Regions from separate parts of the Homo sapiens genome. Here region 2 is linked to region 1. A link is a loop called in an ENCODE intact Hi-C map of the cell type or tissue named here. Cell type or tissue: dorsolateral prefrontal cortex. All regions are shown on one strand. Each heading gives the region's core, and the rest is flanking DNA. Links, peaks and the distances in the headings are about the cores only.

Evidence for each region. Peaks named below come from ENCODE experiments on the same cell type or tissue, not always from the same donor. Only the 100,000 strongest peaks of a DNase experiment are listed, where the experiment ranks them.
Region 2: it touches region 1 in a loop (6-fold over the local background); 7 of 110 quality-filtered maps call a loop at or near these places.

The regions. Positions count from the first base shown.
Region 1 is chr14:35,958,337-35,961,940 of GRCh38, forward strand. No RefSeq gene overlaps it. Among named protein-coding and RNA genes, the nearest start is that of LINC00609, 110 kb to the right of the region's middle. In dorsolateral prefrontal cortex, for the core only: CTCF peaks have their summits at 1,672 and 1,875; no DNase peak of the experiment used is centred there; H3K27ac peaks cover 1,327 bases.
Region 2 is chr14:36,372,162-36,375,198 of GRCh38, forward strand. It overlaps the pseudogene DPPA3P2. Among named protein-coding and RNA genes, the nearest start is that of MBIP, 53 kb to the left of the region's middle. In dorsolateral prefrontal cortex, for the core only: CTCF peaks have their summits at 2,061 (motif pointing left) and 2,260; a DNase peak (open chromatin) is centred at 2,060.

The sequences.
Region 1 (3,604 bases), core at 628-3,127:
AAAGCTAACAAGAACAACATCAAAAGTGGCCGTTCCCCAAAAACAAACCTTTGAGACAATCTAGCTTTGCCTTTTTGAGAATTTTTTAAGTCAGTTCCCTTTCTCTTACCTTCATACTGTCAGAGGTGTTTGAACCAAAGTGACTCCATCTTTAATAGGGGCTGGGTAAAATGAGGCTGAGACCTGCTGGGTCGCATTCTAGGTGGTTAGGCATTCTTAGTCACAGGATGAGATAGGAGCTCCGCTCAAGATATAGGTCACAAAGACCTTGCTGATAAAACAGGATGCGATAAAGAAACCAGCCAAAAACACATGGTTACAAAACTGACCTATGGTCATCCTTGCTGCTCATTATATGCTAATTACAATGGATTAGCATGCTAAGCAACACTCCCACCAGTGCCATGCCAGTTTACAAATGCCATGGCAACACCCAGAAGTTACCCTATATGGTCTAAAATAGGGAGGGACCCTCAATTCCAGGAAATTCCTGCCGCTTTCCAGGAAAATTCATGAATAATCTACCCCTTGTTTAGCATATAATCAAGAAATATCCAGAAAAAAAATAACCAACCAGCAGCCCTTAGGGCCGCTCTGCCTATGGAGTAGCCATTCTTTTCTTCCTTTACTTTCCTGATAAATTTGCTTTCACTTTACCCTGTAGACTTGCCTGGAATTCTTTCTTGGATGAGATCCAAGAACCCTCTCTTGGGGTGTGGATTGGGACCACTTTCTGGTAATAATAAGAACTCTTTAATTTTCTTTTGGCATATCTTATCTAGTTCACTTCTAATATTTCTCCTTTAGGCTACTTCAAAATGTGTAGGCAAAATACTTTTTTCCACCTATGTTGTATTACTTAGAAGAATCTTCTCCTGGAAATTCTTCAACTTGAGGCTTCAGTTGTTTTTTAGTGAAGAGGTCCAGAATATGCCACACCCAAAAATACCACTTTGGCATAAGGATTACTTTAAGCTGAAGGCAACTGAAGAAACAGCAGACCCAGGAAAAGTTCTTTGCCCTCCCTGCTTCTGTCTAAAAGCAGGGCATAAATTTCTCTTTGTAAAGGTGACAGAAATTGCTATTTGTAAAAGCATTTCCCTCTCCCATTCCAGGAAGACCAGAGAGGGCACAGAGAAGAGTGTGCATAACAAACCTTTCTAAACAACCTTTATCCATCATATATTTCCTAGTCACCTTCCCACAATTTATTACACCACCCCTAGGAGCTCAAACCCACTTTCCTTTGTCTAGTCACTTCTCTATAATTTATTGCCTTTTCTTAAAATGGTATATAAGCCCCCTGTCTAACTGCTTCTTTGGGTTTTTACTTATTTTCTGTGAAGCCCCTCACACATAACATGTGAACTCAATAACTATTTATGCTTTTCTCCTGTTAATCTGTCTTTTGCCAGTTTAATTCATAGGCCCCCAAATAGTGAACCTGAGAGGGAAAAGTTTTTTCCTCCCCTACACTAGCTAATCACTAAATTATCACTCCTTTTGCTCCAATCAAGTCCATGTATGTTTTTTTACCTTCAGTTTCCAGCTGTTAGTGCATGGTGCTTCCATGTTGTCTTGCCCAATATGGTTTTATTTCATTTGAATTATTCTTTTTAGTTAAAAATTTACTTGCAAATGCTTTACTATTAGTCACACATGTGTTGGCAATGAGTGAAAATGGGCCCACTAGGAGACACTGTAACATCATCTTTGTTATTGTTTTTGGAGGGCATGGCTTAGGATTAGAAGAAATGAGAATTTGTTTATACAATTTGAAACTGTCTATTCAATAAGTAATTGAATCTTTAGGGTCTCTTTTAAGGACAATGACTTTAAATATCTAAATTTTGTTTGAAGATACTGCCAAAGCAAAGTTGGGATAAATCATCAGATTATTATCTACTGAAATTTTATCTAAATCTAAGCTTTTTATCATATAGATTAATGGAAATAGGAATTCACTTGGGCGTTCATATCTTTGTTTTATTTTTCCACCGAAGAATCTGCTGGGTTTGGATTTATTACTATATTAGAGATATAATAATAGTTTCCATTTAGCTAATAATACTATGTGTGAGAAACCATACTAAATATTTGACATGCATTCTCTAATCCTCATAACAACCCTATGAAGTAGGCACTTTACTATCTGTGTTTGACAGATGGGGAAACTTCAGCTTTGAAAAGCTAAGTAACTTGGCCATGGTTACTTGGTTATTAAGTAAGGAATTGGATAAAGAGTTCTTAGAAATGGTTTAGCCCTGGTTCCTTTAAAGAAACAAAGTCTTATTTATAATTGTATCTTTTTTATTTTTATTTTTTTTCTGAGACGGAGTCTCGCTCTGTCGCCCAGGCTGGAGTGCAGTGGTGTGATCTCAGCTCACTGCAACCTCTGCCTCCCTGGTTCAAGTGATTCTCCTGCCTCAGCCTCCTGAGTAGCTGGGATTACAGGCCCAGCTAATTTTTTGTATTTTTAGTAGAGACGAGGTTTCACCGTGTTAGCCAGGATGGGCTTGATCTCCTGACCTCAGGTGATCCACCCGCCTCGGCCTCCCAAAGTGCGGGGATTACAGGCATGAGCCACCACGCCGGGCCTATAATTATATCTTATTATGCCCTATGAGTGCCCTTTCTCTTTACTATATTAATGACACATGATGCTTTCCCAGTAGTTCAAGGTCAGTAAATGTACAGCCAAGGGCAGGGAAAATGTATATGGATATGTCAGACCACCAAGTTGTAGCTAAGACTCATGGTCACAGCGGCCTTCATGTGGAAGATGCAGGGAGGAGCGTGCTCAACTTTCAGCCCAGTGCCTGGGTACATTCATATTAGGAACTTGTTTGCCAACATTGGCAGCTGGCTAGATGGAGGTGATAAAACGCTCTTGTTCTCATTTCTTATTATGCTCACTGATTCTGACCTCTGGTCCCACAGATCTCCTTCTTTTATCCTTCAGGTGTTCTGCCCTCTGTTTTGATTTCTCTGGGACACAAATGAAATTATTTTCTGAATTGTGAAAGTCCACATTATCAACTAATGCACTGTTACTGTCACGTTTCTGCTGTTTGGATGCTTGTTCTATTGTGAAAACTTACCCAAACTTGGGGTTTAGGAAAAGGCCTTTTATAGTTTTCGTCAACTGAAGAAAGAGCAGCATTAGGTATAATTATACATTTTGATAAAGTAAAGCACAAACCTGTCATGTTTTATGTTAACAGCCTACATGATGGTGATCTTACAAATGGTCTGAAGTTAGCAGCTCATGGGAGAAGGCTGACATGTTAAAACACAAATTTACCTAATCTGACACTTCAGGTTACTCCAAGGCGGGTGGAAATTTGGCAGCAACGGCTTGTGCCATTGCCCTAAGGAGAAACAAAATATAAACCTTTTACAATCTCCCTGGGAATTTTTTTTAAAAACTTGAGGCCCAAGTCCTACCTCAGACCAACAAAATAAAAATGATCTGGGGATGGGGTTCAGGGATCGGACTTTTTAAAAGCCTCCCCAGGCAATTCTAATGTTCAGCCATAGTTGAGAAGTGCTGATCAGGCATAACGTACAGATGAAATATTATCATGTGTAACATTGTACAGGG
Region 2 (3,037 bases), core at 538-3,037, 410 kb after region 1:
AAAGTCAGTGAGATGAAACCCAACATCAAGAAATTGAAGCAAAGTTACTTGTGGATAAAGAAAGCATTAGGTAGTTTGGCTATAGCATAATTAGATTTTCTGGCTTTCAAAAATTTGGATTGCAATCACAGCAAACTTTGTTATTTTTACAGTTTTCAGTACAAAAGTGTTTATATAGAAACAATAAAGTTGACATTTGAGTACCTTTAAAAAAAAAAAAAAGAAAAGTAAAGTCTTTGACTGAAGAATCAGGCAGATCTCTAGGTAGTGTAGCTAGGAGAAATAAAAGTTGAACTTAGCTGTTCCTTTGTAAGAACCAAGGGACAGGGCCTTCCAGTATTAGGAGTTCCAACAGATACCCCTCCTCAGCCCTCCAACCTGCCCACTTTTACCAGAGGTGCCCTCCTCATCTGAGCTCCCTTTCCTCCTTCTGGTCTCCCCACCCCTCCTCATCCCAGATCTGTCTTTAAGTTCTCAGTTAGGTGACCCCAGTGCTCTCTGGAAGAAACCCTACCCCATTCCTCAGGAGGGAGCTACTTCCTGTGGCTCCTTCTCATACTTGCAAACTCAAGCAGGGCTTTAGGTTTGGCCCAGATGTGAGTTGAAGTTCCCCACTCAGTCTGTAGCATCCAGAAGACTATTTTCATTCCCTTAAGAAAATTTACAGAATTTCATAAAATCTGCCTGCCCCACAAGTGTACAACTGATAAGCTGTAATACATTTGAGCACTGAATTTTTCAGGAACACGTCTCCCCTCAGTGCCAATCCCTTAGGGCCATCAGGTTTGGCAAACAAGCACGTTGAAGATGGAGTATGAAGTTTGTTTTTTATTAAATAGAACATTGTTGGCATTTTCTTCCAAGAAAAAATTGCTACATAACTAGATATGTCAACTAACAAAGATGGAGATAACAGAACATAAGGTGATATGGTTTGGGTCTGTGTCCCCATCCAAATCTCATATTGAATTGTAATCCCTAGTGTTGGATGTGGAGCCTGGTGGGAGGCGATTAAATCATGGGAGTGGTTTCTAATGGTTTATCACCATCTCCCTAGTGCTGTCTTGTGATAGAGTTCTCAAGAGATCTGGTAGTTCAAAAGTGTGTGGCACCTTCCCCTCCCCTCTCTCTCTCCCTCTCTGCCATGTGAAGAAGGTGCTCACTTACACTTTGCCTTCTGCCATGAGTGTAAGTTTCCTGAGGCCTCCCCAGCCATGCTTCCTGTACAGCCTTTGGAACTGTGAGTCAATTAAACCTTTTCTTCATAAATTAAAAAAAAAGAAAGAAAGAAAATTTAATGACAGTCTAGGCTCCCCATTAGTGAGACATGTCCTCAGTGAAGTAAGTGCAACTTGTAACAACAATAATTCATCTTCCTAGACTCCATAAAGGAAAGAACATTGCTTTTAGCTTGGTTTTGACCTTCACCTTTAGGGACCACCACTACCATCAGCCCCTGCCATCATTATGCCAAGAAACATTTTCCTCTTACAACTGAGACCTCACAGCTTTACAGAAGCACCAAGTTAAGCTTGTTGAAAGAATGGGTACTAGTTCACATAGAGTAGCTCCGATGAGATCCTTGTGACTCTAGAGATCCTTCTGGTGGAGGTGAAGAGAAAGTTTTGCCAGTTCATACAGCTACAAGTTGAATAATTTATCTTTCAAGTATTTAAGTTTGGTTTGCCTTTTTGCGGGGAGGGGAGTAGAGTTTAAAAAAAAAAAACAAAAGAAAATACAAACAAACAAAAACCCGCAAAACAAATACCTCTGAGCCAAAAATGAACTTCTGTGATTCTGCAAAAAGTCCTGGAGTAGGCTCAGGTATCTCCCCATGGCCTCTGCAACCATGCCCAGCTGAAACAATAGGCAAGAGAAGCTCGTATTAGTTTTGATCAAGAAGCCATGAGCTGGAGATATGATCTGGTTCAACAGCATGCACAATCACATGGCGTCCCAGTGGCACTTGTCAGACACACCCCCGGTTTCCAGTCTGCCTTTCATTAAGTGTGAAGCCCAAAGCCTCTCTGAGCATGTGCAAGGCAACAGATTTATGCTGCCCTCTGCTGGTGAGCAGCTCTACTGCAAATCTTTTACAAGGAGGACTGAGCCTGGGCTGGTTGACTTCTTCCCTTCTCCCAGCCCCACCTCCTAGTAGACTCAAAGATAAATAACCCTGCTAGACTTAGAAGTTGAGTTCTGAGTGGGGCTGAGGTGAGAGTAGAGTGGTGGAGAATATAGATCAGGAGAAGTAGAAAGACCACAAACCAGGGATGTGTCACTATTAGAATCCAATATAGCCTAGGGGGCTCATCTGTGTATTTGCTTTGTTGGGGGAAATTTTCATTCGAACTCTCTCATGACATTTGAGTTACTTAGTACTGAATGCATTTTGTGATGTATTCAGAAAATGCATTTCACTAATGTTTCCCTAATTCATGGGGGCTGCTGTTTTACCAGTCACCATGATCCTTAATCAGTGGAGTTGTATAGCATGTAGTCTGTAAAAGTGCTTAATAAAAATCATTTAATTCTAAATTACATGAGTGCACTTAACCCTAAAGATATTAAAACTGATTGTTTGATGTATTGCCATGAGTAGGTAGAAATTCAAAAATAAAAGCTTCCTGCACTTAAATCAAAGAGCACCAAGCTCATAGTCACTCGGTACAAGCACATGCATCAGTGTCATGAAGCTGGGCTATGATAAACTAACCCATTTTGGGCTTTTAAACTGTAAATATGAAGTACTTGAACTTGATCAGAGATGAGATACATAAGTGAGTTTTTCTGAGCAAAGTACTGTGTGTGACCTGATAGCTTGCTAAAAGCCTGTGGAGATCACCTGCCACTTATTTGCAGACTTGGTGAGGGTGGCAGTGGGGCTAGCTGCTGATGTTTGGCAGGGTTAATGTGCACTGCTAGCCTAGACTCTAGGCTAGAGGCAGGCCTAGTGTGAGCAAATAGGAGAGAGGGGATTTTCATTGACTGAATTGTTATCCTTGGGTTCTCATTGTAGCTACATTCACACTTGCTT